Regions from separate parts of the Homo sapiens genome. Here region 2 is linked to region 1. A link is an interaction called in ENCODE POLR2A ChIA-PET data of the cell type or tissue named here. Cell type or tissue: PC-3. All regions are shown on one strand. Links, peaks and the distances in the headings refer to the core of each region. The heading gives the core; the rest is flanking DNA. Region 1 overlaps USP9X (ubiquitin specific peptidase 9 X-linked). Region 2 has its middle 67 kb from the start of MIR1587.

What was found. ChIA-PET counts read pairs that join two places held together with the same protein. Peaks named below come from ENCODE experiments on the same cell type or tissue, not always from the same donor. Only the 100,000 strongest peaks of a DNase experiment are listed, where the experiment ranks them.
Region 2: POLR2A ChIA-PET joins it to region 1 with 22 read pairs; 2 of 35 experiments call an interaction of 5 or more read pairs at or near these places.

Annotation. Positions count from the first base shown.
Region 1 is chrX:41,088,690-41,094,072 of GRCh38, forward strand. All of the region lies in intron 1 of USP9X (ubiquitin specific peptidase 9 X-linked), which reads left to right. Among named protein-coding and RNA genes, the nearest start is that of USP9X, 5.9 kb to the left of the region's middle. In PC-3, for the core only: no CTCF peak of the experiment used is centred there; no DNase peak of the experiment used is centred there; H3K4me3 peaks cover 2,555 bases; H3K27ac peaks cover 1,841 bases.
Region 2 is chrX:39,901,441-39,906,823 of GRCh38, forward strand. No RefSeq gene overlaps it. Among named protein-coding and RNA genes, the nearest start is that of MIR1587, 67 kb to the left of the region's middle. RefSeq lists an enhancer at 4,420-5,209. In PC-3, for the core only: no CTCF peak of the experiment used is centred there; a DNase peak (open chromatin) is centred at 2,711; H3K4me3 peaks cover 509 bases; H3K27ac peaks cover 2,437 bases.

The DNA of each region.
Region 1 (5,383 bases), core at 157-5,156:
CGTATTACTTTTTATGGTAGCCTACATTATGTTTCCCCTCTTGTAGGTATGTTTTCTGAGTCTTGAATTGTTTTTCTTTTTTTTTTCAAAAAGGGAAAAAACCGGATTTTAGTTGTCATTTGGTTCTTTTAGGAGCTGTGTTTTTGAAAGCCATCCTGTGTATTGCTAAGTTCTTGTATTATTTTAACATAGAGTTTAACGTTAATATTTGGGAAAGAGTTAGTGCATTGGACCTCAACCCTGACTGGACATGAGAATCACTTGGCGGGGTTAAAAAACAACCACAACAAAAAAACTGATCCCTGGGTTCCACCCCCAGAGACTGATTAATTGGTCTGATAGGGAGCCTGGGCAAAGGTATATTTTAAAAGCATTGTGGATGATTCTTACATGCATTTGGAGTTGAAAACCACTGGGCTATTGTTTTTATCATGTTGTTAGAACTTTCAAGTGGATAAATAAGAAAATGGATTTTTTTCTCAATTGTTTTCAGTTATTAGCATGATTATCATTTGAGCATTAATTGTCTGTCAGCACTGTTAAGCATTTTCCATTTATTGCCTTACGATGGGTCTGAGGTCTGTCAGGTTCAACCAGTGGTGCTTCGACTACTGTGCTATGTTAGTGAAATGACACTGATTGCTATTTTTAAAAAAGCATTTAGAGCTTTTGGTTTGTTTCTCGTACCAGAGTAAGTTAAGATATAGTTTAGTTTTTAAGACTATCAAGATAGTCTCCAATTTGATAAATATCTTGGTTGCCCAAGGGAGATGTTAAAAGCTATGTGGCAAATAGGTTTCTCCCCTTCCATATATCTTCCAGCGTGCTCAGGGTGATAGTTTAGTTGGTGCGTTTATGACAAAATATTACACAACATTCCTAAAAGGTGTAGAAACTATGCATTTGTCTCCTAGTAATTTATTTAAATGATCCCACAAATTACCGTTTAGTGTCACATGAAATTCTGTTATCTCAGTTTGAGAATTTAGAGTTTTATTTGTCTTAGTCAAAATCAGTTTGATTTTGATTAAGCGTTTTGAATTTTGTGTTGTTTTGGGATTGATGTATAATTGTTTTATGGAACGAATGAAATAACAATAACAGACATTTATTTGGAGTTTCTGTCTCTTAATCCCCTTGGTCCATTGGACCAAATTCTGCATGGTGGGGGCATGGCAGCAGGGAAGCCTATAGGAGTTTAGGATCTATGAGGGTTTTTTTTTTTTTTTTTTTTTTTTTTTTGAGACAGATTCTCACTCTGTCACTGAGGCTGGAGTGGTCACGGTTCACTGCAGCCTCCACCTCTCCTGGGCTCAGGTGATCCTCTCCCCTTAGTCTCCTGAGTAGCCGGGACTACAGGTGCTCCCATGCCTGGCTATTTGTATTTTTTTTCTCTTTTATAGAGATGGGTTTTGCCTTGTTGCCTAAGCTGGTCTTGAACTGCTGGGCTCAAGCTGTCTGCCTACCTGGGCCTCCCGAAGTGTTAGGATTCCCGGCATGAGCGACTGGGCCCGGCCCTATGAGCATTCTTAGTGTGACACAAGATTCCCCAAAGATCTTTTTGTTAAATTATAGAAAATGAGACTATAAGGATCATGAAAAAAGTTGATGTAATAAGGAAAAAGACTTAAAACTTCTAACACTTACCTATATTGGGCATTGAATTTATAATTTATTGTGGATTATAAAGTGATGACCATTGTAATATACTTTTAAAGAATAACTTGTGAAAAAGTATATTGTTAGGATGAGATCGCTTACCTAAAATTTATTCTTCAAAGATACTCATGCTAAATCTTGGTGTCTTCAACGTGTGTATACACACATATCTTATATTTGGCAGCAAATGGATTTTCAATTTTATTCTCAATCACTGCCTAACAAGGATTTTCTACCACCTCTGTGTATCAATCATCTGTGGAGCTTTTTCAAAATATATATTTGCTCTATAGGTGAGTCTGATGTGTAACCAGAGGTTTTTTTTTGCAGTCCCTTTTAGGGAAAGGGGAGAATTGAGACCCTTTGCATGTCATGTGTTCCACCATTAGGCAGCAGTACTCTTGTTTGAGTTTCGTTTTGTTAGTCACACAGTCAAAAATTCCAGACTGAAACACAAACATGTAGTGAAAAGCTCAAACACTAGAAGAGACAGGGATTCCACACTCACATGTATTATATACAGTATATGTGCACATATATATCAAATTTATTGTCACTTAGCACCTTCTCGGTGTTACGGTTCCAGCTCTACTATAAACATTAATATCTGTTAAGACATTTGTTTCCTTTTTAATCCGTTCAACAAATACTTCTGGGGCATCTGCTGTGTGCTAGGCACTGTTCTAGAGATTACTGTTGTCTAGAAGCTAACATATGAAGTGAGGTGGGCTGGACTAGCTGATCTCTAAAGTCTTTAGTGCTAGTTTTCTGGCATTCTTTTATGTACCTCGTAGGAGAGATTGGATTAAGTTGTTATTTAAAAAAACTTTGTTATGGTATATGCCAATTGAATTTTTTTTGTCACTAAATAGAATTTCATTCTGAACTCCAGTTTTCTCCAGTGAGCCCAAATGTCAAGTATAGTAGAAATAGGTTCTTTTGGAATTCTTGGCATACTGGCTTTAGGAATAGCTGTACTTCTGATGCTGTTAATTTTTGACCAGAAATTACATACTCTGGTGTCACCCCTTACTCCTGCCATTCCTTTGCTGTATTGATGCTCTATTATCTCTATACAGTGTGTTTTTCTATTTAATTTACTTTGTTTAGGTGTTTTGATTAATTTTGTCCTCACAATTCTATCTTTAAGGTTAGTGGCTTTCATTCTAAGTCAGTGATAATATCCTTAGCACCTAGAAAGTGCCTGGCATATAGACATTTAGTAACTGTTGGATGAATATAGTTTATCACATTCTTGCTATTTTACTTATTTTTTGCTAAATCTTTTTACTTCTGGGAGTCACTTTTCTTACTAATCTCATTACAATGAGAAATCCTGGAAGAGATCTCAATTCTTTCTAGTCAGACCCTTCATTTTTCAGATGAAAAAAATGGCTCAAAGAGGTGAAAGGTGAAGTAACTTGACCAAGATAGCATGCCATAGACTACCTTCTTTATGAAGCTATATCTATATGTGTCAAATCACATTAATTATTAAATTCTCTGTAGTCACTCATAAAATTAACATTAAACTGTCTCCCTGGTAATGGATAATAAGGTCAGGGATTCTGTCCTTTACCTTTGTATATTACAGAGCACCTAGAATAATACTGTTTATAATAACCATTTGATTACCTGAATGGGAAAATCTGGGGCAGTATTTAACTTGCAGTACCTCCAACCTCTTGTACAGAATTGATTCATCTTCATTTTATGGCACCCTACAGTTTATTCTTATTAATCATGTGAGCTTTGAACACCATGTTAGTCAACCATAATCAAAGGAATTGTTTTCCTTGGGATGAGTTTGAGCTGGTGATCGTGCATATTAGATCCCATCTTCTACAGAGCCTGTGAATTGGGTGGAAAGGAAAAAGGGAGTGGCGAAGCCTCCTGTTAGTATCCTTGATGTCCATTTTATTCCTGCTGACTTTGGTGGCTATTGAGAGTTATAAGTTGAGGCTGTTGGTTACATCTCTCATTTCTAGTCTTTTCTGTTAACTGGTTACTTAGAACTCCTAAGTAAGGCCGCTCATTATTAACTTGGACCCCAGAGAGCATGGAAGTTACCGTATAGTATTGAACCCATTTCTGCCTAACAGTGTTTTCTCTCTGGTCGAGGTGTAGTGTACAAAGTTTTGGTTGCTCTGCTTGGTAACATCTCTGGAGTTCAGAGCACAGGGATCAGTAAACTTTTTCTGTAAAGGGCCACATAGTAAATACTTTGGACTTTGTGGGCTAAGAGGCAAAATTGAGGACATTGGGTAAAATTTTTATTGGTGAAATAAAAAATATAATTAAATACAGTTATGTATAACTTAGGTCTAATGAGAAAAACAATTTGGTGTGTGTGTGTGGAGGGGAGGTAATACAGTATTTTGCTTTATTGGGTAAAGTTCAGTGTTCCCTGTCATCAAATTGATTGCAGACGTTCTGTGTGAAATCCATTCTTACCTTGTGAGCTGTACAAAAACAGGAGGCTGGAATTGGTCTGTTACCATAGTTTGCCAGCCCCTAGTTAAGAGCAGTGATTTTTTTTTTTAAGAGGAGGGGTCTCGCTGTCACTCAGGCTGGATTGTGGTGACGCAATCATAGCTCATTGTAGCCTGGAATTCCTGGGTTCAAGGCATCCTCGCACCTCAGCCTGCCGAGTAAGTAGGACCACAGGCCGACATCACCTCACCTGGTTAATTTTTGTTAGAGAACAGGGGTTTGACTGTGTTTCCCAGGCTGGTCTCAAACTCCTGGCCTCAAGCAATCCTCCTGTTTTGGCCTCCCAGTGTTGCTGGGATTATAGGCCTGAGCCACTGTGCTTGACCTCCTATTTGATACACTATATGTTAACAACTCTGAACCTCCTTTCCTTAAGTCAGGTTCAAACTTCTGTACATTAGCTGATGAAAGGGATTTCTTTTTATTGCAAGGTGGTATTGCCTGAGAATAGTTTGGTTTCAGCAGCTTTGCTGTATTTGTACGGCAGTATCTTGTGTTTATGTGCAAGTTCAGATGTATTTTGCCTTTTTATAAGAATGAGCAGAAAACAAAAAAGTAAATGGCGCGATCTCGGCTCACCACAACCTCCGCCTCCTGGGTTCAAGTGATTCTCCTGCCTCGGCCTCCTGAGTAGCTGGGATTACAGGCATGCGCCACCACACCCAGCTAATTTTGTATTTTTAATAGAGTTGGGGTTTCTCCATGTTGGTCAGGCTGTCTTGAACTCCCGACCTCAGGTGATCCGCCTGCCTCGGCTTCCCAAAGTGCTGGGATTACAGGCATGAGCCATCATGCCTGGCCTACCTGGAGGTCTTAAATATCCTTGAGACAGAGGGAACTGGTTAGGGATATGAATCTTAAACCTTACTGGATTAGGTTGTGCTCATTGGTTAGGTTAGTTGGCTTTGTGCAAATAGTGAATGCAATAATTAGAATGAAATAGGAATTAAGTGAGGCAAATGTATGATGAAGTTTACATTTGAAAGGTGAGGGTATAATTAGAAATAAAAGTTTCTGTACTCTGTGAGTGGGAAAAACCCCTAAAAAGGTGACTGTCGTTTTTGAAATTTTTGACTTCTCTCACATTTTCGGGAATGTGAAAGGAGGATACTGGCTATGTACAGCATTTGTCCAGACTTTTGAAAATATAGAAAATCTCATTTACTCATTTAATTAGTGTGTATATTATCTGTTTACTGTGTCCTTTGTAGATATAATTAATTATCCAGGA
Region 2 (5,383 bases), core at 245-5,244, 1.2 Mb before region 1:
GAATGCCAGTAACCATGCATTACCATGCGTTACCATCCAGCATTCCAGAGTATTTGCTTCATGCTCCCTGCTTCGTATTTACGGTCTCACTTTGCTCTCCCAAGGACACCATGAGGTGGGTATTATCACCGCCTGCAAAACAGATGAGGAAACTGAGGCTCAACTTCAGCAACCTACTCAAAGCCACTCTATTCTTTCTGACTCTGAAGCCATACTCTTTATGTCGGTGGTCCCTGACCTGGGCTGCACATGGAAACCTATAGGGAGCTTTTAAAACACCCCACGCCCAGGCCACACCTGAGACCCAAGAAGTCTGAATTTTGGGGCTGGGACAGAGGCATCGGTACATCTTACAGCCCCCCAGCTGACTCCAACATGAAGTTAAGATTGAGAACCAGTGCTCTGTACCACTGGAGTCATCTTTCTTTCTCTCCTTCCAGCTTTCCTCCCTTCCTTCCAACAAATATGCATTCAGTGCCTATTAAATGCCAGGCTCATAAATGTTCCATAAAGTAGCTTCCTTCTCTCCAGAGCAGTAGATCTCAGGGGTGTGTGGGAGGGGAAGGACCCTCACAGACTGTCACTCAGAGTGACAAGAAGTGATCCTGACAGAAATGGACTCGCGACACTGGCCAGAAGGCAGAAATAGTGGTGTGGTCTAGGGAGCTGAAGGTTCCCTGAGAAGCAATCCTCCAGCTCTGCTACAAACTCCAGCAGAAAGGGCCTGTGGTCCCAGCTACTCAGGAGGCTGAGGTGGGAGGATGGCTTGAGCCCAGGAGTTCAAGACTGCAGTGAGCCTTGATGGCACCACTGTACTCCAGCCTGGGTGACAGAGCAAGAACCTGTCTCTGAAAAAAAGAGAGAGAGAGAGAGAGAGACAGAGAGACTCCAGAAAGGGTAGAATTTGGTGCTGACCATTCCAGCCTGGAAAATGTTACCCCTAAAGTGGCTTCCATCTTTCTGAGAGGAGAAAGGTGCACACCAACCTACAGGGCCACCTACAGAGCCACCCATAACCAAGGGGAGGGAGAGCACTCAGGCAAGTCCGACTGTACCCATCAAGCTGCTAGTGAGGGTGCAGCCAGGCCAAAGGAGTCCCCTTCCCATTGTCTGGAACAAAGGGAGAATGGGAATGTCCTGCTCCCTATTGTAGAACCCTTCCTCCCTTCTAGAAGCCAGGGAACAGTGCTGCAAATCAATTGTTTTCCAACTAAAGAAAGCTCTCTTGACATGGGAAGCCTGGCATTGCTTTGAATGCAATATGCAAGAAGCGTGCTTATTCAAAAGAATGCCAGCCTTCTCATGTCAAGTGAGACAGGGTAAATTTTCTTGGGCAACCAGCAGAATTTTTTTTTATCTTTAAGCCATAACAAGTAGAAAAACACTAACCCCTCACCTAACCAGCATCAGGGAAGAATGGGTTGTTTTAAAGAAATGAAGTTGCAGGATAAGTAAAGCTAACCCTCTGTAAACTCCAAAACTTAAAAAGCATAACTATTTTTAAATAAACCAAGTCTAAACTGCATTTCACATGTCCCCATTTCCTTAGATGGCGCTGACACACTTGGTGTGTGTCTTGGTGGCCCACTCACTCAGAACATCGACAACTGTGTCTTGCTGAAAGACAAAGAGGCCTTCTGTATCTTTGGTCCTTCATTGGATGGCCCCACCCGGCTATCCTCTTTGAGTTCTGGTTTCTATTAAATAGTTTGTTCCCATCTCTTCTTTTGCTCTACTGTTGACCATAATCCCTTCCTGGCCAAGGCAGAAGGATCACTTGAGCCCGAGAGTTCAAGGCTGTAGTGAGCTACCGCACTCCAGCCTGGGCAACAGAGTGAGAGCCTGTCTCTACAAAAAGAAAAGAAAACAAAAACAAAATAATAACCCCTCCCTCCCGCTTTTAGTATCCCAGAGTCCTCTTAGTCTGTGTCCAAACCTGAACTCATTTAATTATCCTTCCAACTTGTTCCTCTTTCTCTTGTATTCCTGATTTTAGTCATGGGAGTCAAAACAAAAGCAAAAATGAAAGGGGGTGTTGAAGGAATTTTAGAGTCATCTAGTTGGTTAGAATCGTGTGTGAAATAAGAGTAAAGAGGTTCTGATGAAAAAGGATCGAGCATTTGTACAACGATGACTACTTAGAACAGGGAATTCCTCACATATTTTGGTTCTTCTTGGTTGTTCCAGATACTTGGGATTGCTAAATCAAGTAATTTCTGGATAAGCAAGCTGTCATAGCTCATAGTTTTTTCTTTGTTTCCTTTGGGTTTAAAGCATCAATTTTGTATAATTCAAGAAACAGGCTATAATTCAGGGGCTCTACGGGAGCTTTTGACCTCTCTCCCATCTCAATTCCCCTATTACATAATCCTCCAGAGGAGATCCCCCAGGACTCCAAGTCGGAAAGAGCAACTGCCAGACCCGACCAACGTGCATGAGGCTTACACCTCCTCCTTCCCCTCTTCTCCTTTGCTTTTCCTCCAATGTGAGTGTACCCCACCCCATCCCACCCATGCTGCCCCCATGCCTGAGGCACCAGTTAAAAACCACGGCAGCGGGTAGGGCTGACCAGGAATAAAAGTGGCCTTGCAACCAAGACTCGCTAAAGTGACAGAGGGGAGTCCATCTCTGAGACAGTAGCTAGGGGAAGGTAGGCTGGCAAACCACCACAGTCAGGAGCTGACTCAGAAACAGAATTTGGTCAGCATACTTGGCACAGACCTGCCTGCCAAACCTGACTCATAGTCACCAAACTCAGAAGATTGGTGGATAAATCAGATGCCCAACACAGCTATTGGCAATGGGGTGCATTCCTTTCCCAGGGCAGGAAAGCTTGTGACCACCTCTGCACCGTCCTCTTTGAGGTTCCTGGGAAACTGAGTCTGTGATGGGAGTGTTGTACGTGTGTCATAGAAAGAAGAAGCAGAAGTCACAACCAACATCTCTGCCCCGGGTGGATCAAGCCGTGCCAATGTCCACTTTAGGCCTCTTGACTCCCTGGTGACCACTCCTGCCTTTAACACAATCTATCAAACTGGTCACGATATGACAGGCCAGGGCAGAGCCTTTCTTCACATCCTGAGACTGTACCTCTGACGTCCTGGGTGAACCAGGCTATCCCAGCTCTCCCCAGGTGCCCCCGTAGCTGAGAAGGGAGGAGAAAGTGTTTGGGAGATCAAGGAGGATGGACTCACCAACAGACAAGGTTCTCATTTTCCTAAGCGCTGCAGCTCTACAGTTCCTTATGGAAAGCCCCTCTAAACTGATTCCAGTGCCACTTAGAAAATCAGTCCCTCTGGCCTTTCCCTTCTGCTTTCAGGAGGGTGAAGGCTAATCATCAAACTGATTCAAAAGTTCTGAATTCTCAGAGAAAGCCTGAACAGAGACCAGAATGGGTGTTGCATCCTGCCTCTCCTGAGCACCACATTGGCCTGGCTGCTCAAGGCTGCCTGGAGACCACCGTGCACTGCCCTGATCTGTCATTCACCAGGACAGCCCTGCTCAACCTCGTGGGAGCAGCTCACCCACAGCCTCCTCACCGACCTCCCGGGCAGCTTGTCGGAGCCGTCTCTTTGCCTAACACAGAAGCTTTGGAATGAAGCAGGGAGAGAAAGACGTGAGTGGCGGCGGTGGGGGACCCTTCTCTGAGCTTATTAAGAATCTTTTGTGCGCCATAGAATAAGTCCAGTCTTGTCCGTCCTGCTCCCCCTGCACTTAACTTTTTCAGGCCTGATGAGCTTAAATGCTTCAGTTAGTCCATGAAACCAAAAGCACTCCTTGGCCTTTGACTGTGTCTGGGTTTCTTTTATGTGGCCATCATAATTAGACAGTGGCCCGACCCCGTGGCCGGAGGTGCCTGCTCTGGCACTCCACAGCCCTGTCCTGTCTCTGGAGACTCACACACTGTGCCAGACTGGAAGAACAGTCTGGAAGGAAAGCCCGTTGTCAAACAAATCATCGTTCTGGGAACACAAAGCCGCAGGGACCCTCGGGGTGCTGCTGACACCCGGGCCGGCAGCATCAGAGAGCTGTGTCTCCTGTGTGGCGCTGAAGCCCCAAGTTTGGAGACAGAAAGCTGGCTGGTGGCCAACAGCAGCAGCAGCAGTGGACACCTTATCTAAACAAAGGGAGAGGGCACCAAGCGTGAGGGGAAGGGGTAGGTGGACACTGCGTGGGTGGTTTCGTGTTGCAATTTTTTTTTCTCTTTTGTGGCTGTTGTTTTCTTTTTCATCTATTCAGTTTTGTAGTATTCAACAGCCGGGCGCTTGGCAAAACCTGGCAGCGTTATCCACACGGCCGTTTTCAGTCCAAATGGCTCCTGTCAACTTTTACAGCCCCGCGCTAAAACTCCAGGCACGTCTCTTATTGCCAGCACAGGGTTATTTATTTGCCCGGACTGTCTGGCCTCACATTTTTCACGTGTGTGTTACCCCGGCAGTTGCTTCAACTTCCCTCTGGCCCTTAAAACGCTAGTAAACGCCCAGTCCAATTTAGAGCTGGGAGGTGTTGAGCATTTCATCTTTTCAGGATCCTGCACTGGTTAATGTCATTTTCGTCTCCGTTCAGCTTTTGACCTGAAGGAAGGGGAAGCCTTCTCCACTGTGAAAATTACTCTTTCACTGGAAACCATTGTTACTAATAATAACCTCACCAGGCACACCATCGAATGGTCCGGATGCCCCCTGCCCGCAGGGGTGGGGCACACACATGACTCAGAGGGGACATGGCTGGCCCAGGTCAGCGGGTGAGGGCCACAGCCTTGGCCACTCCACGTCTGGAACCCTGGTCATGTTCTGCAACTGGGCCTTTCATTCTTTTTTAATCCTTTACACAAACAGTGTGTGTGTGAACATGCGCACGCTGGTGTGTCTGTGTGTGTGTGTGTGTGTGTGTGTGTTCACGCGCGAGCTTATGTGTGGCTTTGAAATCATCCAAAAAAGGTTTTTCATGGTTGAGGCTGACCTGGTGCAATGCAGAATATATTATTTCTTTCAGAGCGTGGATAGCAGATCTGCACGTGAAACACAGATCAAACACGGCCCACAGAAACAATGGTAGGAAGCATAACCAGAGTGAATCGATTCCTTGATCCTGCTCTGCCAAAAAATTAAAGAGGAGCACTCCTGGGGTTTTTAACCCAGATAAGACTTCAGCCACAGCCGTATTTCCCATGTTCCTGGATCTCTTGTTCTGGCTCTTATTCTGCGGATAAAATGTGGAATAGAGTAAGCAGTGTCGAGTTCTGCCGGTTCATCTGGCTTTTTAAAAAAAAATTAAATGGCTCTATCTCTTTGCCCTCAACACTTCTGCACACGCACATGTGCACGCACACAGCCTTGTTTTACCTTTTCTCCAGAACTAAACTGGACAGACTTTGCCATTT